Regions from separate parts of the Mus musculus genome. Here regions 2, 3, 4, 5, 6 and 7 are each linked to region 1. A link is a loop called in an ENCODE intact Hi-C map of the cell type or tissue named here. Cell type or tissue: heart. All regions are shown on one strand. Region 1 holds the start of Rchy1 (ring finger and CHY zinc finger domain containing 1). Region 2 holds the start of Scarb2 (scavenger receptor class B, member 2). Region 3 holds the start of Ccng2 (cyclin G2). Region 4 holds the start of G3bp2 (GTPase activating protein (SH3 domain) binding protein 2). Region 5 holds the start of Cdkl2 (cyclin-dependent kinase-like 2 (CDC2-related kinase)). Region 6 has its middle 20 kb from the start of Uso1. Region 7 holds the start of Uso1 (USO1 vesicle docking factor).

Evidence for each region. Hi-C counts contacts between places; a loop is a spot of excess contacts. Peaks named below come from ENCODE experiments on the same cell type or tissue, not always from the same donor. Only the 100,000 strongest peaks of a DNase experiment are listed, where the experiment ranks them.
Region 2: a loop joins it to region 1, with 4 times the contacts of the local background. A loop is called at or near these places in 3 of 42 quality-filtered maps.
Region 3: it touches region 1 in a loop (4-fold over the local background); 4 of 42 quality-filtered maps call a loop at or near these places.
Region 4: it touches region 1 in a loop (5-fold over the local background); 4 of 42 quality-filtered maps call a loop at or near these places.
Region 5: it touches region 1 in a loop (5-fold over the local background); 13 of 42 quality-filtered maps call a loop at or near these places.
Region 6: it touches region 1 in a loop (5-fold over the local background); 11 of 42 quality-filtered maps call a loop at or near these places.
Region 7: it touches region 1 in a loop (4-fold over the local background); 8 of 42 quality-filtered maps call a loop at or near these places.

What each region holds. Positions count from the first base shown.
Region 1 is chr5:91,960,968-91,964,967 of GRCm38, reverse strand. Rchy1 (ring finger and CHY zinc finger domain containing 1) reads left to right here and starts at 1,900. Exons shown (of 9, transcript NM_026557.4): 1 at 1,900-2,338. The coding sequence starts at 2,249. It also overlaps the pseudogene Thap6. In heart, no CTCF peak of the experiment used is centred here; a DNase peak (open chromatin) is centred at 2,117; H3K4me3 peaks cover 3,170 bases; H3K27ac peaks cover 2,708 bases.
Region 2 is chr5:92,503,634-92,507,633 of GRCm38, reverse strand. Scarb2 (scavenger receptor class B, member 2) reads left to right here and starts at 1,977. Exons shown (of 12, transcript NM_007644.4): 1 at 1,977-2,442. The coding sequence starts at 2,326. In heart, CTCF peaks have their summits at 998 (motif pointing right) and 1,906; DNase peaks (open chromatin) are centred at 1,183, 2,003, 2,773 and 3,983; H3K4me3 peaks cover 2,759 bases; H3K27ac peaks cover 2,288 bases.
Region 3 is chr5:93,266,713-93,270,712 of GRCm38, reverse strand. It overlaps Ccng2 (cyclin G2), which reads right to left and starts at 3,140. Exons shown (of 8, transcript NM_007635.4): 1 at 2,916-3,140; 2 at 1,954-2,091; 3 at 1,311-1,448. The coding sequence starts at 2,091. In heart, CTCF peaks have their summits at 2,165 and 3,195; DNase peaks (open chromatin) are centred at 2,202, 2,602, 3,172 and 3,572; H3K4me3 peaks cover 3,253 bases; H3K27ac peaks cover 2,425 bases.
Region 4 is chr5:92,082,263-92,086,262 of GRCm38, reverse strand. It overlaps G3bp2 (GTPase activating protein (SH3 domain) binding protein 2), which reads left to right and starts at 2,519. Exons shown (of 11, transcript NM_001080795.2): 1 at 2,519-2,734. It overlaps Gm46933, which reads right to left. Exons shown (of 2, transcript XM_017321256.1): 2 at 2,098-3,391. The coding sequence ends at 2,690. In heart, no CTCF peak of the experiment used is centred here; DNase peaks (open chromatin) are centred at 2,482 and 3,132; H3K4me3 peaks cover 2,314 bases; H3K27ac peaks cover 2,263 bases.
Region 5 is chr5:92,040,826-92,044,825 of GRCm38, reverse strand. Cdkl2 (cyclin-dependent kinase-like 2 (CDC2-related kinase)) reads left to right here and starts at 1,784. Exons shown (of 14, transcript NM_016912.2): 1 at 1,784-2,027. In heart, a CTCF peak has its summit at 1,861; a DNase peak (open chromatin) is centred at 2,075; H3K4me3 peaks cover 1,694 bases; H3K27ac peaks cover 985 bases; H3K27me3 peaks cover 296 bases.
Region 6 is chr5:92,115,601-92,119,600 of GRCm38, reverse strand. It overlaps a transcript of G3bp2 not described here. Among named protein-coding and RNA genes, the nearest start is that of Uso1, 20 kb to the left of the region's middle. In heart, a CTCF peak has its summit at 1,508; a DNase peak (open chromatin) is centred at 1,600.
Region 7 is chr5:92,135,563-92,139,562 of GRCm38, reverse strand. Uso1 (USO1 vesicle docking factor) reads right to left here and starts at 1,625. Exons shown (of 24, transcript NM_019490.1): 1 at 1,400-1,625. The coding sequence starts at 1,465. It also overlaps a transcript of G3bp2 not described here. In heart, CTCF peaks have their summits at 1,274 and 2,151; a DNase peak (open chromatin) is centred at 1,792; H3K4me3 peaks cover 3,047 bases; H3K27ac peaks cover 1,408 bases.

The DNA.
Region 1 (4,000 bases):
CCTCATAGCTCAGTTTTAATATCTAGATTTTTCTGCCAATCATTCTTCATACATATGGCTTTTATTTAAATTTTTTTTTAATTATATGTAAGTACACTGTAGCTGTCTTCAGACACTCCAGAAGAGGGAGTCAGATCTCGTTACGGATGGTTGTGAACCACCATGTGGTTGCTGGGATTTGAACTCCGGACCTTTGGAAGAGCAGTCGGGTGCTCTTACCCACTGAGCCATCTCACCAGCCCTTAAATTTTTATAGTAGCATATGAATGTTTCAGTGGACATTTAGCCTGTAGCAAGATTTGCAATTAAAGGTTTTTCTTTCTCTACAGCGGTTGAAGAATACCTTTGGCCTTTCCCTTTCTGAGGTGATACCTAGAATTTGTCTTCAATGAATAGGAGGGCCTCTTATACTTCCTCCTTTCTGTCAAACCTGAAAATAACTTGTATAGCAACTCATACATAGCAGGTCTATAAATGCCTTATGAACTCATGCGGAGAACAGCTGGCACGTCTACGGTTCTGGAGCTACAATTACTTTGACATATACAGGAGGCAATAATCAGACTTCTCAACATTTCTAAGCTAGTTCAATATTGTTTTGGGACATGGTAGCACATAGGTTCTTTTTATTTCCCTGCCTAGTAAAGTAACTAGATCTTTCCCTAGTAATAACAGTGCTTCACAAAAGCTGCGAACATCCTAAGTATGCTTATTAAATCCTATTAGACCCTTCCTAGGGTGTCACAGGAATGGCTAAACACTAAATTAGAATCCTCAAACTCACACAGCTAAATAATCCTTGATCTGAACATGTAGTTTACAGTGAACCACTCCACCTCATCTATTTCTAAAAAGAAGGTATGGGTATTTGAACAGAGCCCTCAGTTAGATGATGATCGACATATGAACAGTAGAGACCGTAACACAGTTAGAATGCAAACATTAGCAAAGACGAGCCTGACAATTTGTGCGTGGGGGTATTTTATTTTTGGTGGGGGTGCTATCTGGTCTTTCATTCCTTGGCACTTGAAACTTGCACATTATAAAGGGACCATTGTCAGTTCAAATTTAACAAGGTTATTTTAAAAAGACTGGGAACAAAAGCTTGTAACTGCAGACTCTGGTAGAATCATTTTTAGTAAAAAGTTAAAAGTATCTGGCTTGAGTACAGCAAAGTCTTACACATGAAATGTCAGTCCTTTTAACTTGGAATTTGGTAAACAGCGAGAGGCACATCCAATGGCCGAGCAACCTTTCACCATGTTTTTAGCAACTCCTAACACAACTGGAAGAGAATTAAAACGAGTTAGTAACTCCAGGGCTAAGCTAAAGGCATCTCCTCCCGGACAATTGCCTCCCTTCTCCCAGATCCCAACACCTGAAGTTTTGCTGATAAAATGCTCTAAGTCTTGGTATTTTGTAAGAGTGGACATAAAGTTATGCACCTTGAGGTCTGAGATTCAAACTCTGCAGGCTTCTTTATTTCTCTCATGTTCTTACGGGCCAGATTTTTCTCTCCCACAGGTCTGGTACACACTAACTCCTGCTGGCGTACTGTTTGCCATTCAACTTTCAGCTCGAGCGTCTCCTTCCCCAGGGACACCACACAGGACTGTCCTTCCAGTGTGGAAGTTGTGACCTCATCTAATGCCGTGGCGTTCTCCCCCTCCCCATTTGTGAGTTCCACGGGGGCGTGGCGTGGCTACTTGTTTTTCACTTTGCGTTCTTAAGTCCTGGGTGGGTGACAGCACAATATTTTCTAAAGGGGGCGCAGGGAAAAAAGGAGACCGGGACAGCCGCCGGCACTCGGACCTGCGCGCGCAGCCGCCGAGCCCCGCCCCCTTTCGGAGCAGCCGCGGGAGGGGCCGCTCCTCACCGGCGCCGGCGGCTCGCAGCAGCGCCCGCCAGACGACGCAGCGGTCCCCTTCGCCCGCAATCAGGGCTGGCAGCGATGCCGGGGCGGGGAAAAAGAGCCAACCTAAGACTTACTACCATTAGCAGTGACGACAGCGACTAACGTGGACGACGGACTAAGCGTCTCACTTGGCTTCCACCCCTTACACCAGGGACCGGAAATCCGGATGCTGCAGATCACGTGATTGGACCCCCCCTTCCTGACTCTGGTGGCCGCTGCTCCGAGGAGGAGCGGGTGTCCGACCGACTCTGCTTCCTTAAGGCGTGGCTTCCAAGCTGGGGGAAAGGTTCAGTGGCTGGTGAGGGGGAGGTGGTGGAGGAGGAGGAGGAGGAGATGGCGGCGACGGCGCGGGAAGATGGCGTCCGCAACCTGGCGCAGGGGCCGCGGGGCTGCGAGCACTATGACAGAGCTTGTCTCCTCAAGGTGACGACTTTAGAGGGTACCTCCTCGATGAGCTGCGGTCGGGTCTGGCAAGGGCAGGTTGGGCAGAAGCTTCAGACCGAGCTGCTTGTCAGGATACCTGCCATCTGGAGTTGGGCTCTCCTTGCAGGAAACGTTTTGGCAAGGCGAGCAGGAGCTCTGTACTCGATCGCCGCTGCAAGCCAAGTTCTTGTTTGTAAAGACTTGGCCCTTGCTTAAATTCACCTCCCTTGTGGGTTTATCCGTCATTTGCGGTTGACAGTAGAATGAGGAAGTGAAAGGGCCTTGGCATTTCTGTCAAGTGCGTATGATGCAGTGATGAAAGCATAAGCAAGGGAAGAATCAGAATATAATTTCTGTACGTGTAGGAAGTTTATAGTATGGCTTGTCAGCTTCATTTTTTTGTCTAGGAATATGCCCAGACCTGTCCAGGAGAAAATGTCTGTGTGAAGTGAGAGTTGGGTGATTGCCATTAAGTTGGATATTGGAGGAGTGCCTAATACATATATGCTGTCATTTTTCCTGCTTGAGACGTTCTAGTCATCTAGAGTTTTTAAAAATGACTCTCACACAGTTAAGACTTACCTGATTTTTTTTTTTAAGAAGCAGTTTTAATATTTTGTTGAGAAAGCCTGAGATTTGAGCTGGGGTTATAACTCAGCCTTAGAATTGAGTTTATAATGCTGAAGGCCTTGGCTTCAGTCTTCAGAAGTCGCCTCCCACTGAGAAGAAACTTTGACTCTTGGAATCCTATAGCTTTCCCTTCATAGTTTAGATTGTCCTTAACTTGCTGTGTAATTTGGAGCAAGCTACTTTTTAAAGAGCTTGCATATAAAATATACAAGTTTGGAAGCTGGTCTTAGTGGTAAAGGCCTGTAGCTCCAGGAGATGCATACTTCCAGCTATTTGTGAAGCAGAGGCAGAAGGAATACCAGCCAGGAGATGCTAATGCAAATAAGAAAAAAAAAAAAAGGAGGTGGGGCTGGGGGTATATATAGGTCATTGCTAGAGTACTGGCCTCACCAGAGAGTCTCTAGGTTCAGCCTTCTCTGCCAACAGGGAAAGTCCCTCTTTTATAAACCATGTGATGATTGCATGCTAGAGTGCACATGTGGTGTTTTAAGAGGTGTGTCCCCAGAAATGACTAGGAGTATATATTAACTAGCACCCACAGTGGTCATCAACTCCTCCTTCGCCACCTTCACAATCAGCTCTGCTGGTCACTGACCTTATAAGTTAGGACTAAGTGATAGGCTTAGATCTGTAAGGCAACTTAAACCCTTTTCTGTAGGCCATGCCTGGTGAGCATTCATTGCATTGGATGAATTTTTTCAGACTGGTCAATTATCTAATGTTGTATAAAGAATTAAATATTCTTTTGGTTACATTTCTACTGAAATATTTTTACAGTTTCAAAGTGGTATGAAACTGAATTTAATACCTGGCCTTCCCCTTCCACCCCTGCAAAGAAATTGCACAACCAAATTTGTGTTTCACAACACTTAAAATCTTTTTCTCTGAGTGTCCAAGCATTGTTTTTCTGTTCCCTCTTCCTCTTTCTTAATAGGAGAGGCCAGCTGAGGTGTTTCAAGGAGTAAGTCATCTACTAGATCAAGTGTAGCTGTGCAAGCAAGATAAGGAGTGACAGCTGGCTTTTGCTTTGGC
Region 2 (4,000 bases), 540 kb before region 1:
GTTCCAGGACAGCCAGGACTACACAGAGAAATCCTGTCTGGAAAAAAGAAAAGAAAAGAAAAGAAAAGAAAAGAAAAGAAAAGAAAAGGCCCTGGGTTTGATTCCCCAGCACATCAGAAACCCATGTTGTCAGCACTGGACAAGTAGAAGCAAGATCACAAGGTCATCATCTTCCTACATAGCAACATGGAGGCTAGGCTACACGAAGCTCTGTGTTAAAATTGAAAAAATCGATAAAGGGAAAAAAAAACCAGCAGAGTAAAATAAAATCTAAAAGAAAATGTGAGAGAGAGAGAGAGAGAGAGAGAGAGAGAGAGAGAGAGAGAGAGAGAAGAGGTATGTGCATGGAACCTACACGCATCTATCCTTATTCTTTAGTTTAGGTCACTTACAATCCTTAATACAAAGTAATAACATGGACACCACCACTGTTTGGAAATTATGACGAGGAGAAGAAGAAGAAGAAGAAGAAGAAGAAGAAGAAGAAGAAGAAGAAGAAGAAGAAGAAGAAGAAGAGGAGGAGGAGGAGGAGGAGGAGGAGGAGGAGGAGGAGGAGGAGGAGGAGGAGGAGGAGGAGGAAGGAGGAGGAGGAGAGGGAGAGGGAGAGGGAGAGGGAGAGGGAGAGGAGAGAGAGAAATCTGTGCAGGTGCAATTGTCCTGAGTCTAACTAACTATGTAGTACACCAGCAACAGTGTAACTTTCATCTAAATTCATTTTTTTCATTGCACATACCTCCCCCCCCCCATTTTCTTTTAGATTTTATTTTACTCTGCTGGGTTTTTTCCTTTATCTATTTTTTCAATTTTAAGACAGAGCTTCTTTTGTGTGCTTCTATTTTGCTTGTTTTCTTTCCTCTTTTGAGACAAGGTCTCCCTCTATGGTACAGGCTGCCTCCAGTGTCACGATTATTTGAGTGTTTTCCATCCTGGTGGGCTGACTCCTTAATGATAAGGACACTGGCCTGGCCAAGAAAATGTCAGTTCAGATCTTCCCCTGCAGATGGCATTAGTGACTGATGAGCCTCTCAGCTGTTGAACACGACTGAAATCTATCCCAAGCTGGTAAAGACTAACTTCTCAAGGTTGCTCCCAGTCCGCTGATTAAGCACAACAGGGATATTTAAGGCAGGTCTACATCTGAGATATGTCAGAATTTGGGGACATGCCAGTTTGCCTCAAGGACTACTCTCTCCCCACGGCTTTGCTGAACTTGTAGGTATTACTTTGCACCCAGCTTCCCTACTTGCCTTTTCCCATTAACGAAATCACACCCCACCCCCCACATCCCAACTCCAGTTCCTCTTACAACCTGTACAGCACTTCTTTCTGCTTCATAATAGGGCTGCCGCGTGTTTGTGTGTCTGTATGTGTGTGCCAGTCACGGAACTAACCCTTATTCAACTGATGATGACAAAATAGACAACAAACACCTGCTCTACTTGACTTGCTTCTCTGTTAACGCCCTTTATCAGGACACAGAGCCTTTCAAAATCTGATCTCCGAGGGCTTGGCACCACAAACCCTACAGCATAAGGCCTAGACTACTCAACAGTTAACTCCCTTGCCTTCAGTCTGCGGAGGCAAACGCCTCCTCCTCACTTTCTTGAGGACACACTCTGACTTATTCCTGAAGACCCAGTTCAACCCAACAAGGCTCTGCAGGTACAAATCAGGCACAAGTCAGCAGGCACCTTGTAAAAGCATTAGTTACATTGTACTTAAATCTTCCAAGGAACTCGGGAGATCCTCTGGAGTAAGGGAAACCGCGCGTCCAGCCGGGGTTCCCCATGCTTGGCCCACCGTGGGCCCTCAGCAGAGATCTGAAGGAGAAAGAAAGCGGCAGAGCGAATGGGGAAGGGCGATTTCAGTTCCCTGGATGACCGCGCCGCCTGCAGGGAGAGGATGCAGGCGCAACCCCGCCGAATCGCAGGGGCCGCTGCAGGGCACATGACTGAAGGCCTCCGCCCGGCCCCTCCCGCTTCCCGGCGCAGTCGCCAGCCGTCACCATCACCGCCGCCGCGGCTTGCTGGCGAGCCCCACCAGCCCGCGTCACCGCTCTGCGCGCTCCCTGCACCTCCCTGGCTGCAGCAGCCGGAGAAAACGAAAGCCAGGCGGCCCCGGCACTCGCGATCGCACCGGCTCTGCTGCTCATTCCGGTATCTACTCCAGGGCTGTGCGCACTGCGCGGGCAGCGGCTGAACACGCACGGAGAAGGTGCGGGAGCCGCAGGGGCCCCGGGCTTTGGGCGGCTGCTGCTCGGCCTTGGCGGAGGCTTGTTCCAGCTCGCCGTTCGGTCCCAGGCCTGGCCGGTGAGCTGCGCGCAGTATGGGCAGATGCTGCTTCTACACGGCGGGGACGCTGTCTCTGCTGCTGCTGGTGACCAGCGTCACGCTGCTAGTGGCTCGAGTCTTTCAGAAGGCGGTAGACCAGACGATCGAGAAGGTGAGGCAGGCTAGTGTGTGTGTGTGTGTGTGTGTGTGTGTGTGTGTGTGGTGTCTTTCTAGGCCACCCTCCCATTGCGGACCCTGTGTGGGGAGAGTTGCGTTGGCGCCGAGCCTGCAGAACACAGCTCTTGTTTGCCTCCCCGGGTTGGCAGGATGTGGAGACTTGAGGTGACTCTTCCTTTTAAATAACCTGTAAGTCTACAGATCTCGACTTTGTAGAAAAGCCTTGCGTTTCCGTTCTATCCTTAGCAATTCTCCACACCCCTCTACGCACCCGGTCTATGTTGAGCCCTGTTTCCCTCGCACTTGACAAAGAAATAGAAATGCGTAAAAGCACCGCAGAAGAGGCTGGCTTTGTAGGCTTGCCCGCGCAGCCTTTGAAACGGAGTGAGCCTGGGGATGAGAAGTGGGTGAGAGGTCTATTGTGTTCTCCTTCCTGGGCTGGACAGGGTAGGGTAGGGTAGGGCAGGGCAGGGCAGGGCAGGGCAGGGCAGAGCAGATGGCAAACAGTCTAGGCTTTAGGAATGGGTGACATTTTATCCATTGCAGTTAGTGCTTAGCGGCTCTGTGTCTCGCAGACAGCCCTGTCTCTGTTTCATACTTGTGCTCATCAGCCATTACTTGGGTAATTAACGAATTTGGACCTGTCTCCCAGGGTGTTTGATGGGGCCTGAAAACTGGTCATGTGGAAGACTTCTCCATCCTGGGGCCACCCTGGTCACTTTTTTCTTTTACCCTTTCACCCACATTCACCAGGCACGGTGGAAAGAGGAACTGGAGAGAGTTACTAGGGTCACCTTTTCCTTTAAAAATAAAGAGCTAAACAAATGAGTCACTGGGGTAGCCTTTCTCATTAGCATCATTCTTATGCATAATGTCTCGCTGATCTCTGTTGCTGTCTCCCAGGTACAAAAGCTTAGGCTTGAGAGTCTGCTTGGAGTCACTGTATTCCAGATTAATAAAATTAGTTGCCTTATTCCAAATGCCAATAGATGATGTCCCTAAATAGAGATTCGCAGTAGTAACCAGTTACTTGGAGTCTGGCAATTAAAGATTTTTTTTTTAAGTGTCAAGGCAAAGCCTTATTCAAGCCTTAATGAGATGGCATTGCCAAGAGAAGACCAAGCCTACTGTGTGAGCTTCTCAAAGACCATTGTTGCCCTGATTGTGTGTGTTCAAGGAGAAAAACAAGCCCTTTAAACTCTTGCTTTGGTAGCGTGAGTAAGGAATACAACAGTCAGAATATGATTTGTGGATCCACTTGTGTGTGTGAGTGTGTGTGTGTGTGTGTGTGTGTGTGTGTGCATGTGTCTGGGTGTTTTTGGGGCGGGGGGATCTGGTAAGATAAAGGTTTCTCCTAGCACCTCAGCCATAAACACCGATTCTTGTGAATTCGTTTTTATTCAGGGAGGGGTATCTATCTGGGAAGTAGCGTCCCAGGACCTGAGTTTCTGTTGGCCACAAGTGCTTTTCTTCCTGGGAAGAAACTGACTGATAAGTTATAGCACAACACCAGACTTACAGAACTGCCGGGCCTGAGCTGCAGAGCGGGTGCA
Region 3 (4,000 bases), 1.3 Mb before region 1:
TAGATGCACTCACCTTTACCCACAATCATTTTACATTTCAGACCACCATAAACTCTTTAACAAGAAAAAAAAATGGCTATATAAGCATTTATTAAATTTAAATGCAAATTAAAAAAAATCCCAAAACTGGTTTAAAAGCTTGCTTTCTGGCACTGAAATATAGTTTGTATTTCTGACTTAGTAAAACTGAGAATAGTACATCTTCCCTCAAAAAAAAAAAAAAAAAAAAAAACTCTCTGAACACATACCACACACACTCTCCTGACTGGATGAAGGGAAACTATTCTGCATCTTCTCTTTTTGTATGAAACTCTACCATTATGTGATGTAATCTTGCCCAGGAAAAGCACCCCCACGAACCCTGCAGGGTGGAGGACATATGTACAGCTGCTGCTGCGGACAAATGGCTGCCCTTTTCTTCTCAGGGCCCTAAAAAGTGACCCAGCAGCTGACAGCGATCCTATTGGCCAGAGAATTTCCATGTTTTTAACGGTTGCTGCTGACTATTAATAAGACGGTGGCTGCCTGCTTTGAAGGGCCTTACAGAGAAGGGAGCAGATCAACGTTAGCATAATTTTATACTTCTTTGTCCTGCTTCAGTGTTAAAACCACGAAGGCTCCAAGGGAAACAGGATAACTAATGAAAATCTCTCTCTCTCACTCTCTCTCTCTCTCACACACACACACACACCACACACAGTATTTTATTTTTATAAAAAGTCTAGCTTCTTTCCTCTCACTCAGTTTGGGCACTTTTATAAATGAGCCTGTAACAGATATTACAGTATTTTTCACAAAGTGAATTTTAGTTAATTCTTCTTGACTCCCTGAACCCCTGGAAGCACGCACAGAGTACTTAAAGTATAGTGGCCTGCCTCTGTAATGTCTTACTAGAGGACATGTTTAAGAGGCACAGCAAAACCTTATTGAAGACGCAGAAATACAGTTTTCCAGTCTCTCTAGTATGAATGATCACAATTTGACTAATATAAGTTTATAATCAGGAGGCTTTATTACATTTCATTTGACAAATATTGAGCCCTGTATGTGTTAGAGACTGTGTTGGGCACTGGCCATTGGAAACATGTTGATTTGTCAGAAGTGGAAACACACACTTTTGACCCTAGCACTTGGGAGTGGGAGGCAGAAGCGAGCAGAACTCTGAGGTTGGAGGCCAGCCGAGTCTATAGAACTAGTTCCACAACAGTCAGAGCTACACAGAGAAACCGTGTATCAAAAGATAAAATAAAAATTAACAAAAAATAAAGATATAAAATATAATATGGATTTTATAAAAAGCAATTAAATACCTTCATAAGGGCCAAGAATCTATCCAAAATATTGACAGCCAGAACGAAAGTTTCAGTGCCAGATCCAAAGAAGTTAGTTAAACTTCTTAAATCTTCCACTTTGGCATTTCTCAGTCTTGAACACAAAGTGTTATCATTCTGAAATTAAAAACCAAGAATCAAAGTTTATTTTCTTAGAATGGAATAGAGGTGGTTCAAAACCTACTCTCCCTTTAGTTTTCCCCATTGTACACATGACCTCCTAAAGCTATCACACTACGTTCAGATAAATCACTACTTTTAAAATTTATCCAATACAGAACTTTAGCCAACTCAATATAACGTGAAGTGTTGCCCCACCCAAGGTAGTTACAGCAGAATGTGGGTTCCTTGATGAGGTTTTTCTGACACAATCTAAGATCCTATTAGAAATATTCTCTAGGAATTTCCCACCACCAGAAGAAACGCCTCTACAGTACACTTGGTATAACTTCCACATTCACTAAAAACAAAAGCAGAACCCTTTCACGTTTCACGTTTTTTCTTAGTACGGTGAGGCCAATTTTGGATTTAACTTTTTAGCCTTTGGTACTGATTTGGTACGAGGAAAACCAAAAAGTTACCTTCCCACCTTCCCCCAAGTCCTATCAATTCTCAAATTTACCTCCGGGGTAGCCTCCATCAAGATCAGCCCTTTTTCCCGAGGTTGGTATCTCTGTTCTTGTTCCAGGTAGAAGTTCAACAATCCGAAAAGCTGAACCCCTTCGCCACCTGCCAAGTGCTTGGCCCCCAAATCCTTCATCTGCAGCAAATACACCGCGGCCGGTTAAGAATATAATCCGGATACGTAGGGTGTGAGAGCAGAAGGAGCTGGCCGCGATCCCTCCAGCTAGGGGCGCCCCAGATCACGCAAGCCAGAACCGGGTGAGGGGGGGATCGGTCACGTCCGCCAGCCTCAGGGGAATCCTCCCCTAAAGACATGGAGGCGTGGCATGGGGGGGCAGTATCTCGGTCACCTCCGCTGGCCAGGGCTAGTTCTGATCAGCTCTGTGGCCGACAGCGTTTGACGTACAGGAAAAGTGTCCAAGAAGCGTAATGTCCCCTACTGTCCGCATCACCTGGACAGCACAGCAGGGACTTCTAACTAGACTCTAGGCCCTAGAGGAAAGCGGGGGACCGGAAGACTGAAGCCACCGAAGCGGGTTCTGGGGCGGGGCGTTGCACAATAGGAGAGAAGGGAGGGGGAGTCTCGAGACTGAACAAAGAACTGGAAGGAGGCGGCTTCGGAGCCCCGCCCCGGGAGCCCGTCGCGGAGCCCACCTCCAAGCTACCCCCGCAGCTTCTGCAGCTTTGACGAGCCCCGCAACTCGAGACAGGGCGGCCCAGTAGCTTGGGGGATGCTGGGGAGACAGTGGGGAGTCCAGTACGCCCGCAGCGAGCAGTAGCCTAATACTTGGGCTCAGTAACGGTGCGAAGCCCCGGGGCTGTCAACCCACCGTATAGCCTCAGAACACCCTGGAGCCCCTGTCAGTCCCTCAGCTGCGGCTGGGGGACTCCACCATCAAAGCAAACCGCGATCCAGACCCGGAGCCACCAAACCCAGAGCCACCCGGGAGGCCCACTCACCGTGTCGGCCCCGGCGTCACGGACCGGCGCGGCGGGGGCGTCCGGACCCGTCTCCGAGCTCAGGGACCAGCCTCCTCAGCGGCACCCCGAGACCCGCATCCGACCTCCCCGCCGCCGCCCGGCCTCACAGCCCCGGCTGCATCTTGCTCCTCAGCGGGGCTCAGCGCCCGCCCTGCACCGCCACCTCCTCCCGGCTCCGCCGCAGCCTCCGGAGCTGAGCAAACCCCTTGTTTTTGTTTTGAGTCTGCGACGCCCCCAAGGGGCGGGGCGCGTGACTGCGCGCGGAGGGATCCTCGCTCGCTCGCCCAGTGGATCTGAGAAAAAGAGTCCCTGCTCCGAGCCTCAGTTCCCAGCCTCTCTTGGCCCCTTCTGTTCCTCTTGGCCTTGCGGAGCCAGGATCTATGGTAGGGAGTGGAATCTGGATTCCAGCCTCATTTCAGAATGGAACCGGAAGGGAGCAAAGATGAGCGAGCCGATCGGAGAGCGGAAGGAGACAGTTTCTGGACGCCTCACACCTTTTAAAGGTCCCCCGATTTGTTTTGTTTTCGCTGTTTTGAAAAGTCCGCCCAAAGTAGCGGGCTCCCTGATTGGACAAGGGTGGGGCAAGCCGACTGCTGAGGACTTGATTTAATCTCGAATCTGGATTGGCTGGCCGACTGGCTGTTGCGTCCTCTGATTGGCTCTCAATATATCCCGACTCTCTTATCTTCTTCCGGGGCCTTAGCAACTCTGGGGTCTGGATTGCGCATGCTTGGGTGGGTGGCATTTGTGGTGCTCGGTTACGTGCCGGGGTCCACAGCTGCCTAGGAACTCTAGCTCAGTCTAGGCGAGGCCCGAGGCTGTCGCCTCTGGTCACACCCCGAAAATCCGAGGTCACATAACTCTGTAACAGCGTTTCCAGGAGTGCAGAAGGGCGTCCTGAACTTCTTAGTTGTACCACCGGTGTATTTTGCAATAAACAGTCAAGCTCTTAACATTCCAAGATGCTTACCGAGATAATTTTTTTTTAATCGATCTGACTCAGGAAAGAAAAAAAGCTAAATTCAACTAGTTGGTTACACAGCTGACTTGTTGAAGTTGGGCGG
Region 4 (4,000 bases), 120 kb before region 1:
TCTGGCTTTTGTGAGAAGGGTGAGCTATACTGGAATTAAGCAAAGTGGCAAAGGTTTGTGGTAGGCTTTACCTACTACAGCAGGAGAAACAGTGCTGTGTCTAATCCAGAATGAATTCGGATAGAGGGAGCTGACACTTACTGACAATTGGCTGTGTGATCTGATAAAAGAAAGGGTGAGGTCAAGGGTCACACTCAGGGTTTTGGCTTGAGCCACTTGACTGAATATCACTCACACTGGCCTCCTTGCTTGGTCCATGGGGACAGTGGTTGCTTCACAGTGGTTATTTTGAAAGGCAGAGAGATTAACTAGGCTGTTACTTCATCATGGAAAGATGAAACCAGCCTGACCCCGTGCAAAGCTGACGGTATTCAGAGAACAGACGAGAGACATTTAGGAAATAAGAAATGCTAGTTGCTTGTGGGAATTAGTTAATTTACTAAAATTGAGTCTCTCTTTTTTTTTTTAAACAAGTAACATTAATTGGTATGTCTTAGTGGCAGGGATTGCCTGAGGCCTGCTTTTGTTAGTCCTGGGGCTAAGCTTAGAATTATTCTTATGCTTTGAAGGATTATAAAAGGAGGAGATTGAAGAAGATACTTGCTGTTCCTTCAGTGACATTTGCTGCCCTCTGTCTTAGGGGTGGTAGAATGGTTTCCCAGAGCAGCTCTATGATCCCTTGGTACTTGTGGGATGTGCCTGTTCTCAGCCCTCAGCACACATCTGCAGAATCACAAACGCTGAGGGGAGTTTTAACAAACCCCGATCTGATCCCATGCACAGCAAGGCCTGGAGACACACCTTATCTCAGGTTACAGGATGAAGAATACTTACAAAAACACTGCATGGAGCCCAGCATGGTATCACACATGACCCGTCTGGTCTACAGAGTGACTTCCAAGATAGCCAGAGCCACACTGAGAAACTTGGTCTTGAAATATCCAAAACAAACCAGAAGCATTCGATGTGATTGGAAACAGTTGAAATTTTAGCAGTCAATAGTAGCAGCATTCTGTCGTTTACAATTAGGGGTGTGGGGTATGGATGCAGAGTGCTTGTGTTAACATGAGTAGTCCTTGTTTGTTTGAGTATTATCGAGAGAGTCTCCTTATGTACCCCTGGCTGACTTAGAATCTGCTTCGTAGACCAGGTCAGCCTAGACCTTGTGATCTTCCTGCCTCTGCTTCCCAGGTGCTGGGATTAGAGGTATGTAGCCCCGAGCCTGGCTGAGATGAGTAATACGAGCGTGTCCTTAGGGTAAACCGTCTCGTAAGTCTCACTTTCCTCATCTGTAAAGTGTGCATTCAAATAGGTAATTACGTAAGTGGGTTTTTGTGAGACATAAGTGACTTTTATAAAATACCAGTAGCGTATCTGGTCTATAAACACTGTACTTAAAAGGTAATCTGCAGAAGTAATGCATTAAGAAAAACCATCTCAGAGTCATTTAATAAATGATGGTCTGCCTATATATTTTGCATATAAAAATTATTAAGCAATCCAAAATAATGCCAGTGTAGATTTTGGAGGCTCAAGTACCAATCAGCATTGCCTTTTGTGAACCTTTTTTTTTTCTTCTTCTAGGAAATCTCTACTGTGAGGGAAAACTGAGGATGTATTTAATCCTGCATTTTGCTTGATTAAAATGTGTTCTATTCCTCTCAATTGCCCTTCCGTTCCTTTCACCGTTTCATAGCTTCATTCCCAGTTTCTTCTGCTATCTTGAAATTGAAAACATTGCTATTAGTGGCAAAGTAACATTTGGTCTACAAAGGCTTTTTTTTCCCCATGAATCAAGGTTCATGAAGCAGTGTTGTTTCCATAACTAAGTCCCAGTGGCATAGATTTATAAGTGGCTTTTTTTTTCTTTTTTAAATTTTAAGCCTTTCAGCCTTTGTTCCAGTAAGTTCCATTTAAGGATGAAGCCACCAAGGCCATACAAAAGCCCCAAGCCCATACAGCCTATGTCATACTTTCCCCATACTCCATAGCTCGGCACCCTTATTTAAAACTAGCTGTTTGACATTGATGAGAAAGACTTTTAAACCTCCATTTCCTAAAACAGGCTAATTAAGCAATACAGGTGAGCTCACTGTGCAGAGTTCAAAACTGCATTTTAATGCTCCGATAACGCAGCAACCAGGACCATTACTAAATTTGCTCCCTCTTATCACGAATAAAGGCTCCAGGAATAACCGTTTGTAAAAGCCACTGGTTAGCGGCGAGCCATCTTTTTTGTTCGCGCCACCTGAGAGGACAGGGAGGCTTCAGCATCACTGCAAGAGAAAGGCAGCTTCCTTGTGACGTCAAATCAGCGGGCTCTCGCCCCGACTTTAGGCCGGTTCCGGTTCCCTGGCTTTCCGGACGCCCGAGCGAGCGAGCGAGCGAGCGCGGCGCCGTTCTGCGCGTGCTCCGCAGTGGGACGCGAGAAGGTTGGGTCTAGCTCTCCAAACTGATGCCTGATTGGCTGGCGCTGTGCTGGGGGGTTCCCTAGCCCTTTCCGCAGGGGTAAAACAATAAGAGGGGGCGGCGGCAAAGGGGGCGGGACGTCCGTGTTCTTGGAGCTCGTTGCAGCTCTAGGCTCTCGGGAAGAGGTGGCTGTGAGGGGCCCCGAGCTCGCGGCTCTCCGGATTCCGAAGCCTCGGGTTGCTTCGAGGGAGGAGAATCTGCTGCGGCCGATCCCGCGACACTACTGACCTCCGCGCGACGTGCCCGCCGCCGCTGTTGGTTGGAGGTGTGTACGGGGGCCGAGAGGGGCGGTCGGTGTGGTGGTCGGCAGGGGACATTTCCCTCCGCTCCGCGGCTCGCGGCAACCGTCCGGTGTGTGCGCTTGGTGTCGGGGTTGGTGCGGCGGAAACATTGTTCTCGCCGGCTGCCTACGCCAGCAAGAGTGCGTGCGTGCGTGCAGAGCCGAGCCTTTCCTGCAAGGTGAGCGGAAGGCTGCGTGGGGAGGAGGATGACCTGCGCGCGTGGTGCAGAGGAGGGCACAGGTGGGGCTGGGGATTGCTAGGATGAAGCAGCCCGGGGGTACCCTGTCCGCCGCCAGCTCCCAGAGCGCGCCAACGGGCGCCAAGCCGCGAAGCGGGGCAGTGGGCTCCTGCAGAGGCGGTTTCAGGGTAGGAAGCCCACCCGCCTGGTTCCTCCGCTCGCCGGCGGCCCTAGTTCCCGGTCGTCGCCCCGCCCGTGGGGGAGGGGAAGGAGGCCGTGTCGGCGGAGGCAGAAGCAACGCAGATGCGAAAGTAGCGGCCTCCGGGCACCATTTCTGTGCCCGGAAACTGAATCCGGGGTTGAAGGTGGCCGCCGCTCCACTTGCCGGGTGCTCGGCGTTTCCCCCCGCCCTCCCCGGATTATCCCGAACGTGTTCGGATACTGGGACTGTAACGTGCGTCTCCTACGTCCTTTTTCTGCAGACAATCTCTCCTGTTACCCAGGAATAAAAAGGACGTTTCAGTGCTTTGGGAATGGGCTTTTCTCCCCCTGCTATTCTTTGGGGTAGGACAAGGGGAGAAGAACGTAAGTTTCCCTAAATGGTGTGGATTTCGTTAGTGGAGTCTGATTGAGGTTTTCCTGCGTCTCTAAGGGCAGATTTATTTAGGTACCCCTGTGGTGCTTTGGGGGGGGGGGGGGGCTGTAGGGTCGTGTTCACAATTTCTACTCCCAAGATATAACTAGTTTTAAACCAAAGCACAAAAAACATTGAGGAGATGCCTTTTGCTTCTTAAAAACAAAACACGTGCAGCAAATCTGAATCAAGGAAAATTGCCCCCTTCTCTCCGGGTGTGATTGTTGTGCAGTTGATTAGCTTAAGGTTTCTGGTTTTTAGATTCTAGACACTATACCTCGCTTGTTCCAAGTACCTAGGCAGGGGAACCATTAGCTGCAGTTTAAAAGGATGCACTAATTCTAAGTGAGGATAGTAATTTCTTGTCCCAATTCCATATTTGGCAGTTATTGTAGCCCTAGGCATGTGAACCAAACTTTGAGTAAACACTTGATTTAG
Region 5 (4,000 bases), 80 kb before region 1:
TGGCCTTGAACTCAAGACATATGCTTGCTGGGGACTAAAGTTTTCACTACGTGCCAGGCTGACCAGTATGGTTTAATAGAAAAATGAAATTTACTAAAGATTTAGGCTAGGTAATGTGCATGTTTTCTCTCCTTGAATTCTTCTGGACTAATAAACCCTTACACTTAGTATTTCAGGAATTACTGATGCTGCCTCCTTCCCTACCATTTTTCTCTGCCAGTTATTTTATGGTTCAAGAAGAAAACAGCAATCCTAGTTGTTCTACATAACATCTATCTCCTTCCTCTTCAGTAATCGGATGACAGACAGAATAATCTTCCTCCCCCTTCCCTTCTTCATGGTGCCTCACAGAGGCTAGGTCTTGAGCTTGGTCAGTAGCTGAGAGAGACCTGACTTTGCGGCACTCCTGCTCCCTACCTCCGAGGGCTGAGATTAGAGGGCTGTGCCACAACCATCATGCCTTAGTGTATAAATTGTTGGATGTGGGGCCCAGGGCTTTGTGCAGTCCAAGCAAGCATGCCATCACTGAACTACCCTATTTCCCAAAGGAACTTGTACTTCTTGACTACCCTCTAGTTCCTTTACAGTTATTTCCAACTTTTAAATATTTTCTCAAGCAACACCTGTTCACCATTTTTATAGCCTTTGTCCTTTCAGTTCCCATGTATACCACTAATTTTGCTACTCAACTGTTTATTTTTTGTAAAACTGGAAAAAAGTAAAATATGAGGTTCCCACCCTAATAAACCTGTTTGTACATAAAAGTTCACATGAATGTCTAGAGAGATGGCTCAGTGGCCAAGCACACCTGTCACTCTTCCTGAGGACCCACGGCAATCAGAAACCAACTGTAACTCCAGTTCCAGGGGGTCTTGACGCCCTCTTTTACCTCTGTGGGCACCAAGCACGCTCACAGTGCACAGACATACAAGCAGGCAGAACACTCATAAATATTTTTCTATTTAAACCTCATGGGGTTTGTTACAATCTAGAGTAAAGCGATGGGAATTATCTTCAAGTTGGTCACAGCTCATTGCTACATTATAACTCACATCTTGGGTTATCCAAAAACAACCCCCCCCCAAAAAAACAAAACAAAACAAAACAAAACAAAAAAACCAAAAACCCATACCCTGTTTCCAGAGGTGGTTCTCAAAATTGTAGGTTCGGGAACTCGATTTTAAGCAGTTTGGTGAATGATGGTAACTGAGCACCGGGAGATTAATGCAGTACCGAACTAAGAAAAATTATAAAACAATTGCTCTTACACCTTACTATGCAAGAATAACCCCTGGGTGCTGGCTAGGCATATACGTGTCTGTTATCAAGGATACTTTCCTGGATCGAGCTATTAAAAAAAAAAACATATTTAGTTGAGTACAAATTGTGTGGCTATAGGTGAATACAAGTAAAACTATTTGGCCTTACAATCTCAGTCCCTTAATAAGGAGGGATAAAGCATTTCCCGGCTTCTCGTACGACGTCAGCATATGCTTGGTAATGGTCTTCCGATCTTGCCCTGTCGTGGCTAATCTAGTCTTCAAGCTGAAGGCAAGCTTTAAGCTCCAGCTTGCGCCGCTTGCAGTCAGCACCTACCTTTCTTGCTTTCTGGTCCTCTCTGGGCTCCACCCCAAATCTTTCCCTACCAGGCTGGCGTCCCAGGGTCCTTTTTCCTGTCAGGTCTGTCAACAGATCTCATCCCACCAATTTCGGCTAAATAAACTACTAGGCTCTTCCGGTCCACCGCCCGGAACCGAAAGGAAGCGAGGAATCGCGGCTGGGCGGAACCTCCCCGGGTGGGGCCCGCGCCCCGCAGCGCCCCGCCGCGCCGCGGGCGGGCAAGCTGGGAAATCTCATGGTCTCCTCAGTCCCAGCGAACCGTCACCTTGGCTCTCCTCGTGGCCACTGGGGCAACCTGCGGTCCCCTGAGAGCAGAGGTCTCCTGGCGCCGGCAGAAAGGTCCCTACAAACTTAAGACCGTAGGTGTGGGGACGAGGCCGTCAGCTGAGCGAACCTGCGAGCTCCAGGTGAAGGGGCGGGGCGGGGTGGCACAGAGCCAATCACAACGCCTGACGACAGGCCTCAGCCAATCAGGATCAGGGAGGCTCCGCCGTAGGCGGGGCGGGACCAGGCGGGTGAGAGCCGCCCCTTGCAGCTAGGGTGGCCAACGCCTTCGCCTAGGGCTACTTGGCGAGGTGCTGCTTCCCTGAGCTGAGCGACCCGAGGGCTTTCGGCCGGCGGTGCTCTGTTTTCCTCAGTTCGTTTCTCTGCAGCTGTTGTCCTTGACAGGTGCTTGTGTCTTTGCCTGTCGCAGACGCATTCTGACTCGGGCCCTTTCTCTCTCTCTGGAGACTGCCTATGGCTGGGGACCGAGTGAGGTCGTTGCCTTGACGACGGCAGCATGCGGCCCGTAGTCCTCGGAAGTGTGAGCTTGCGGAGGGCAGAAGCCAATCTGCCTCCCTGCCTGCTTCACCTAGGACCGGTAATTGCGTCCGCAGAGGAAATCCCAATACTGGGATTGCTAGTGTGCTAGCTAGTCAGCATCTTTTTAGATCTGCTAGCGAGATGCATATCACCTTAAATTTGTTTCCAAGTTGAAAACCTTTGGCTCTTTCCATGTGAAGGGTTTGGAAGAAATAGTAAGTATAATACTTTGTAAAAACCCAGTTATTTCGTTCTTTTATGTATAAGAAATTTCAGTTTGATTTTAACCAAAGAACATTGGTAGTATTTGAACAGTATGCTTGTATGGCACATATCCTAAATTATTATAGTGCCATCGCACCAGACTTCTTTTTTGTATGCCACGTGCTACCCATAGATTTAAGAGTGAGAAGGCAAGAAACTGATGGGTTATAAGTTACTGAGGAAACAAGGCATATTTTAGGCCATGATATTCTTAAGGTATTTTAGACAGTCCCACTTGAACAAGTAGGTGTGCTCTATGTAGTGTGTCTACATGGTTGGGAAAATAAATTTGGATTAGTTCACTTGTATAATACTAGGTTATAATATGTTTCAGAACCTTTTAGACATGATTAAGGTCATTTTTATTTGGTTCATTTTGCATCTTTAAATATCTAGGATGCCAATTACAATATGTTTAAAAACGATCTAGGCTATAGATTCCAGCTATTTGTATTATTTTCACTAGCCTAAAGCTTACTCCTTTACAATATATACTTAAGGGAAGGTTAAAAACTATGCCAGTTAGAATCACACTGAAGGTTTTTCCAAATGTAAATTTTTTATTATAAAAGTAATTAAAGGTAAAAAGAAGTTAAAATGTGAACTATATGGGAAGTCAGTGCCTATGACACTGTAAATAGTTTTAAGTAGAATCTAATACCCAAAGTGGTAATAAGATAGTGAAGAGTTTTGAATTTGATTTTAATTAGGATTCTTTTCATTCTCTCCATCTTCTCTTTTCTGTGTTGATCTCCATTTACACTGTGCAAATAATGGCTGCTGGATGGTGTACTTCAGTGGTAGAAAGAACACCTGCTTAGCTTATTGGAGGCCCTGGGTTAACACAGACACAGACACACACACACACACACACACACACACACACACACACTTAGGTGTCAAGTGTTGAAAATGTAATATATACTTTGGATTCTCACACACACACACACACACTTAGGTGACAAGTGTTGAAAATGTAATATATACTTTGGATTATCATAATTTTTTAGAATAAAAAGTCAATGTTTTTTGTTTGTTTGGTTGGTTGGTTTTCCCCCTTTTCTATGAATATACTAGAAGCCACTAAAACATCACCACTTTTTCTTGTCTGGGTAAGTTAGCTCTATATATCATATGCGATTAATATTAAGTGGAAAGAAGTGTTTTCCTTCCAAGAGGTTGTGATAAGGTTTTTTTGTTTTGTTTTTGTTTTTGTTTTTTTGGTATGGTCAGGCTCTTAAAAATTCAACTGTGAGTCGTCATTTGAGTATAATCACCTAATATTTATATTTTAAAATATAAATATACCTAA
Region 6 (4,000 bases), 150 kb before region 1:
ACCAGAAGAGGGCACCAGATCTCATTATAGATGATTGTGAGCCACCATGTGGTTGCTGGGAATTGAACTCAGAACCTCTGGAAGAGCAGTCCGTGCTCTTAACCGCTGAGCCTTCTGTCCAGCCCTAATCTGATGTATCTATCGTACAGTGAACATGTTTTGGACTCATCAGTTTTATGTGAATGCAGTACTAATTGGTATCATTTCTAGTTACTCCTGACTTCTGTCCTGAGCTCTTCATGTAGACTGCCTCCCTCAGCTGCCCCAACTTACCTGCTTTCTCCTTTTCTGTCTATTTCTTTGTGTTTTGAGACAAGGTGTCACTGTGGTCCAGCCTGGATGGGAATTCTTTTGTAGGCCTTAAGATTGTGATAATCCTCATGTGTCAGCTTCCTAAGTGCTGGAATGATAATTATGAGCCACTATGTCTGGCTTCATCTTTGACATGTTGTTTTCTGGGAACTGAGGATCAAACATGTGCTTCCCACATCCCAGGCAATTACTATACCAGTGAGCTGTGTCTGTAGCCCTCAGCCCTTTTCATGGAGAAGGAAATGATTGAAGAAGGGCAGTAAGTAACTGTGACAGGTGACAGAGCACAAGGACCAAGGTTTGATGGGGGATTTCTCCATCTGGCCTGCACCCTGTTCCCCACCCCCTTGCTTTTCCACTTCAGCCTCTAGTTATTGGCTGCTTCCAATGACCATCTTCACTTCACTTACTTTCCCAGCTAAACTATCATCTTTGTGAAATGGGAGAACTAACCAGTAGGATCAGGGATCCACCTAGACAGAGAATTTCCTCAGTTGTCTCTATAGTGTCTCAGAGCTAAGTGACCATGCCAGAACCCTTGGGAACAAGGAGAGATTGAGACTGACTTCCTGCCCTCTTGGTCTCTCAAGTTGGGTTTTCCAGTGGCCTAAAGCTTAGCCCAGACCAGCTCTTTTGAGCTGTCATTCATATAAGCTGTCTTAAAAGAGAAGTAGCAGGCTGTGCATCACACTTAGCCCAAGGCCAGCATATGCTGAGATGTTCAATACAGCTTTGCTTTTACTTTCCCATACAGACTACCTCAGCTACTTTTAGCTTAAAACTGAAGCCAGAGGTCATCAGAGCTGATTTGTTTTTTCCTCAAGTTCGAATCCAGGGTGAGGTGACAGAACTGCAGTACATTGTGACTAATAGGTTGGAAGCCCATGGGACAGATGACACTGACAAAAGAAAGAGTGAACAGTAAAAAGGAACCTTCACATTTTAAATAAAAATGAAACGACACGCTTCAACTTTGTAGAAATGATTCCCACAGTCTGTGCTTGTGTCCACCCGAGCATGCCCAATCACATATGATCTTGGAAGCTAGGCAGGCTCCGGCTTAGTTAGTACTAGGATGGGAGACCATCCCCATGGAGGGCATAACCTGGACCATAATATTAAGTGATTCCATTCTGGCAGATGTCTGTTCCCTCTCCTGCCATTTGTCTTACGTTGACTGCTGCTCTTTCATGTTGGCCTCTGGGAGGCACTGTTTCCCCTCTAAATGTGGACCAGAAGGCAAGACTCAGCAATCACAGTGCTGGGCTCTGGCTGCTAGACTTGAACCAGAGCAGCTGTGAATGACGTCACTGTTGGTCATCTGCTGTACACGCCAGGTTCATCTTCGGCTTGCGAGGAGTGTCTCTTGTTGACCGTTACTGGACTTTGTGAAGACTGGCTTTTTATTCCTGTCATGTAAAAGTCATTTGCCAGCCGTGTTGCTAAGGGCTGTCGTAAAATTTCTCAACCAAGTCCAGAGAGGGAGATAGCTAGTGTTCTAGCTTGCTTTTCCATTGCTGTAATCAGCACCTTGACTTCTGAGGGAAGCCAAGGCAGGAGAACCTGGAGGCCGGAACTGAAATACAAACCTGTGTACTGGTCTTTCCCCTCTGGCTTGCTCAGTTCATACCTTTCTTATATAACCCAAGCCCACCTGCCCAAAGATGTTACTGTCTCTGGTGGTCTGGGCTCTTCTACGGGGATTAGCAATTAAGCAAATGTCCCACAGACATGCTCACAGGCCAGTAATTTTAAAATTGAGTTTCTCTTTTGCAGGGTATGGCTAAATTTGGGTCAAATTGATAAAAACTGTCTATAACAGGTAGATAGCTGATTCCTCAAGACTCAGCCAAGGGACAAGGCACGGGAAACAGTCTTCACGGCCTTCCCAAGGGTTCCAGGGCCTTTAGTGTTTTGGTTTGAAGTAGAAAGGGATGCTTTCTTCCTTTCAGGGAAACTGTGGCAGTCCTGACCCCTCAGTAAATGAGGCTTGGCTTGCGTATACATTCGAATTTACTATGAAGTAAATTTGTATCTCACTCATACACTTGCTGGAAAGCAGCCAGTAGTCGCAGTAAAATTCAATTAGCTAATTCGTTAAATTAGAATGTTTACATTTTTATTTTCAAGATTCAGCATTTAGTGTAGGATCCCAGATCTTCCTTCACTCAACTCAGTTGTGCTCCGAACAAATTCGGATTTAACGGATGTTTGGCAGGACTAAGGCCCAATCTTCCGTTTTAAAAACTTGGTTCATTAAACCTTAGTTTATAATGAATCCTAACACTAATGAATCTTTATAAAGAAGCTAGGAAAGGCTTCTCATTCGTCGGTTTCCTAATGGCTTTCTTTGATCTAACCTGTGTCAATGTGTTGTTTCTTCTGGGATCAGAGTCTGTATCATTGTGTCTGTCTTTTATTACATTTTTCTCCAATAAAAAGTTATACTTAGTTACTGGGCTTTTGTTAAGTCTTTATTTGTGTGTGTGGTCTGTGTGTACGTATTAGCGTGGGTGTTTACACATGCTAAAGGTAGACTTAGGTTATCTTTTAACCTGTTGCTTTCTACTGATTTCTTTGTTTGTTTGTTTGTTTGGTTGGTTGTTTTTTGAGAAAGGGTTTCTCTGTGTAGCCCTGGCTGCCCTGGAACTCACTCTGTAGACCAGGCTGGCCCTTGAACTCAGAGATCCGCCTTGCTCTGCCTTCCAAGTGCTGGGATTAAAGGTGTGCGCCACCACTGCCCGGCTCTGCTTATTTCCTAATTTTAATTTTACTTTTATGTGTATGGGTGTTTACTGTGCACTTCTGTCTGTGTACTGCATTCGTGCTTGGTGCCCTCAGAGGCCAAAAGAGGCCAGTGGATCTCTTGAAACTGGAATTACACATGTTTTGGGGCTACTGTTGTAGGTGCTAGGAATAGAACCCTGAGCTATTTGGAAGCTTAGACATCTCTCCTCCTCCTCCTCCTCTTTCTCTTCCTTCACCTCTCCTTCCACCACTTCTACCCCAGGCCTGGGGCTGCTGGAGCAGGCGCCAAGGTTTCTGTGGGTCCTGGGGATCTGAACTCACATCATCACACTTGCCAGCCAGGCAGGCGCCTTACCTACTGAGCCATCCTCCCCAGCCCTGTCATTCACTCTAATTGTTGAGGTCCTTTACTCTTCCCGGGCATGCATATTGGTCCTTGTAAGTCTTGTTTGCTCTTCATGACCTAACATGGACTTTCAGTAGAGGTCATCTTTGACATGTTCTAGACCCTAAACATTGCTAATACATAAAGTAACCCTCACAACCATACTGCAGAGAGTCACTATTACAGCATCACTCAGCAGCAAGTGGCAGAATTTGGAGTTGAAACTCAGTCCATCTTGAGCCCATAATATATAATAAAGAACATGTAGGGGCTGGAGAGATGGCTCAGCAGTTAAGAGCACTGACTGTTCTTCCAGAGGTCATTAGTTCAATTCCCAGCAACCACATGGTAGCTCACAACCATCTGTAATGAGATCTGGTGCCCTCTTCTGGTGTGTCTGAAGACAGCTATAGTGTACTTATATAGAATAAATAAGTAAATCTTTAATAATTAATAATGTCCCAGTGCCCAAGTGAATTAGGACTGCTAACATTCAAGTGTAAGAGTTGTCCAAGCTGGGCGTGGTGGCACATGCCTTTAATCCCAGCACTTGGG
Region 7 (4,000 bases), 170 kb before region 1:
GCATTAGCCTTCCCAGATCTGTCCAAGTCAACCAAGCCTGGAAGCCTGGATTCAAATCAAGGTCTCATTTCAAAGCCAGCTCTTAATTTGTGTGTCTCTGACAGACAAACATCAGACAAAACACAGAAAGGTTAAAGAGATGGGCTGTGACTGTGGTGAGCTAAAGTCCCTGGCTTTCCAATAACAGCAGCCTTGTTGCCATGTGGGGAGGAACAAGGGAAGCCAGGTATTGGGGGAAGAGGAGATCTGATTTTCAAAAACAACACATGTGACAGCCTTCAGCTCCGTTGTAACCTGGTGGGAAGTCTGGCTCAGTGGCAGAATGCTTGCCCTCCATGTAATCAGGCCCTGGATTCAGTCCTAGGCCTCCTCCATCTCCCTCAGTACTAACTACATGCGTAAACTACACTAACTACATTAGTACACTACATTCGTTAGTTAACGTAATCCTAACTTAATTAATGTGGGTAATCTTATTTCCAAAAGGGCCAGCTAACAACTGAAACCCGGGATCAGCAATCAAGTCTAAGCTTAGCAGAAAGCTTAGTTTCTTAGTTTCCCCCGTAGTAAATTCTAGCTCCAAGATTCTGGTCAAGTTACTTTAATTCTCTCTTCATTAGTAAAGACTCCATCCTATCTTGCAGGTCCTATTTTATGACCCTTCTGAATCCACAAAACAGAGCTATGACAACTACCCAAAGTTTGTCTTTAAAATGTCACACGCGGTTTTTTTTTTTTTCTGTATATCTAAATTCATTTTTCTCAGGTAAGCCATCCACAGCAGTTTCCAATTGGCTCTGCAAACTTCCCAGGAAGTGTATCCTAAACATAAAATCAAATGCCGGTTTTCCATGTCTTAATAATTAAAAAAGAAAAACATTAACAAATCATGTCACCAATAGAGCAGAAGAGTCCCTAGAGTGGTTAGCGCGCAGATCACTACAGCGTGCAAGAGGAGTAAGTATTGCCCCATGACACATTTGGGTGAACCTGAAAAGTAGGGTCTGAACCACCAACCCTAGGCAAACGCCCATTCTTACAGCTGATGGGGCAGGAACAGGTGGCATTGTGCCCCAAGAATATCGTTTTATTCTTAGCCACAAGCCTTCGCCAACAGCTGGGTCTTAACTTCCTTCCAGCCCCGTAGAGCCGGGTTTCAGCCGGCACCGAGGCTGGCCGGCCGACAGGTTAAAGGGAAGGAGGGAGGGGCCGCGCGGTCCGTCGCCGTGCCGGGTCCCCGAAGCCCTCCTGTCACCACGGCCCGGGCTGCACCGCCGCGTGGGGAGCTCGCGCGTCCGAGCAGGGGGAAGGAAAGAAGGCAGGCGACGGGAGCGGCGTAGACGCCCCGATCTCACCCACCCAGCCCGGCCCCAGCCCGGCCCGGCGACGCTGCGCTCACCGTCTCGGCTTCAGTGTGCTGGGGTCCGGCACTCTGACCCCCCATCACCCCACGGAGGAAATTCATCTTGTCGCTCAGCCGCCGGCTTCACCAGCCCCTCTGCCAAAGAAAACACGACCGCCCCCCGCCCCCCGTAGGGCCTAGCCCCCGAGCCGGCTCTCCGCACTCCCCGGCCTCCGCCACCGCCGCCTCCTACTCAGCAGCCTCTCCGGCCCCCCGAGCCCGGAAACAGCCGCGGACACCAGCCGCGGTGCGCATGCGCGGGGACGTGGCGTTACGTGGCGGCTCGAAGGGCGAAGGCAAAAGGGGAGAGGAGGGAGCCCCGGGCCGCAGGCCACGCCCACCTGCCCGGCCCCACAGGCCACGCCTACCAGCAGGCCTCCCACCACTTGGGCACGCCCCCTCCTCCTCCTTGCGCTGCTTGCTGCTGCTGGCCGCGGTCACCCACGTGGTCGCAGCCCTGCCCAGTCGGCTCCCGAGGCTCTGATTAGACTAGGAGCATCGGCTGGTAGGTGTTTTGTCGCCGAGAGCGGGACGGACTGCAAGCTGTCAAACCTGAGGGTTTATTTTTGTTGAGTCGAAAGTGAAATTTTCCTTTGGCCGGCGTGACAGGTAAGGGGGAGAAGGGTGTCCTGTCCCCTGGAAGATTCGTATGGTTCTTTCGGTTAAGCGGTACGAGCGAGGTGGCCTTTTGATCCTCGCAAATTGCATTTCTACCCAGGGCTTTGTTTGGTGGTAAAGGGGGTGCTAGAGACCCCTCATTCCACTACCACTCGAGGGCGCGTTTCTAAGTTCTTGCTCCTCAGCCCCGCTAAAAAGAATTCCTTGATCTAAACACCAGGTTCTCCGCTCATTTTCAAGTGTGAGAAGTAACCCCCTTCGTTTATCTCTAATAAGAGGTTGGAAATAAATTGTTCCATTGTGTCATTTTGGTAGCATAATGCCCCCCTTTTTAAAATTAATTCTTAATTTCTACGTTTTCAATGGTTTTAGCAAGCAGAATGTCATATTTCCAAATCGCTATACTTGTTCTTTCCAAATGAGGCTGCCAGGTACACATGGTTTTGCAAATTTCTTGACTCTGAAAGGGAGTCTAGTAAACCAACTGACTCATGCCTCTCTTGGTTTCAATTCCCCATAGGTCTCAGATGTGACGATTAAGACCTATGTCTCCCCCAGACTCCCTCTAAAAAGAAATCAGTATGCTTCCACGGTGTGCCCTAGCGTGCTCAGTAGTACCTCTACCCAAATAATCCCCTAGTCTGTAAGGAGGAATCCGAAGACTCCGGCTTTCCTCCTTCACCTGTCCAATGTTGAGTGTATGGTGTGCAGGAATATTTCTCAGATTCTTCCACACTGAGATTACAGCAGTAGGCTCCTAACTAGTTTGTCTACATCCAGCCCTGGCTTCCCACAGTACACCCTTGGGTGAGCCCAAGAGGAAGTATGTCAGTCCTCTTGTTAGAATCCTCCAGTGGTTCCCCGGTTTATATAATGACATCCAAACTCCTTAGTTTGGCAGACACACCTGTTAGGGTTGAAGCGCCAGTGTCCCTCAAATACTCAACATGTTTCTCTTGCTTTAGTATGCCCTTTCCCTCTTTGTGGGGCAGATTCCTGCTAGTTCCTTAAGCCTCCACTTCAGCGTCTCAGGAGAGAGTACCTTGAAATCAAGATGCAGATTCTTTGCGCTGTCACTTTGCCGCCGACACTGAATTCAAACTTGATAAGCCAAATCTGATGACCCGGCCATTTGTAAATCAGTTGCTAGTGTATTTACTAATCATGGAGTGATTTTGATGGATAGGTGAATAAATTGTTGAATGAACATGTGACTAGTATGCTAAGAGAGACGATCTGTTCTGCCCGTGAATGACAGAACACACACCATGCAGGCCGTAGTGATAGATAGTCCCAAGGTCGTAAGCCTGGACACAGAGCATGGTGGGATACTATTGCCAGGAATACTGTGTGCCACTATTGTCCTCTGCTTGACATTTTGCTTTAGACATTTTCCGTGGAGGCATTTTGTTGCATCCTAAAAAATGTAACCATTAAATTGTCACCAGTGACCAAGGAAAGCCTGCTAAGACCCTCACCTAGCATTCTCACCTTGCCCTGAGCCTGACCTCTCCTCTTCCCCAAGTCTCACTGTCCTACCTTAAGGGATGAGGCTCTGGTACGATCTGAGGGGGCTTGGAGACATCTCTGTTGTTTGGTAATGGAACACAGGACCTTGACATTGTTACAAAATTGTTTTAAGGGACAAACCTCGTTGAAATACCTTGTTTTAAACTTTGTTGGACACAGTAGTCATGACTTACGAGGAGGTGTCCATCATTTGACCTGTTTTATTCCCTAACATTGGGTCCTGGGCAGGAAGGACAGGACTGTGGGCAGGAAGGACTGAGAGATGGAAAGAAGGAAGGGCAGAGGGAAGGACTAAGGGACGGCCAGTTGAGTGCAGAAATGATGAGGGTGACCCACCACATTCCCTGGTCTCACAATCTCCGTTCTGTTCTGCTCACTTGAGTTTTGAGGTCTAAAAAGAGGCAGATAAAGTATAAACTCTTATTTATGCCCCAGGAAGGATCTGAGGGA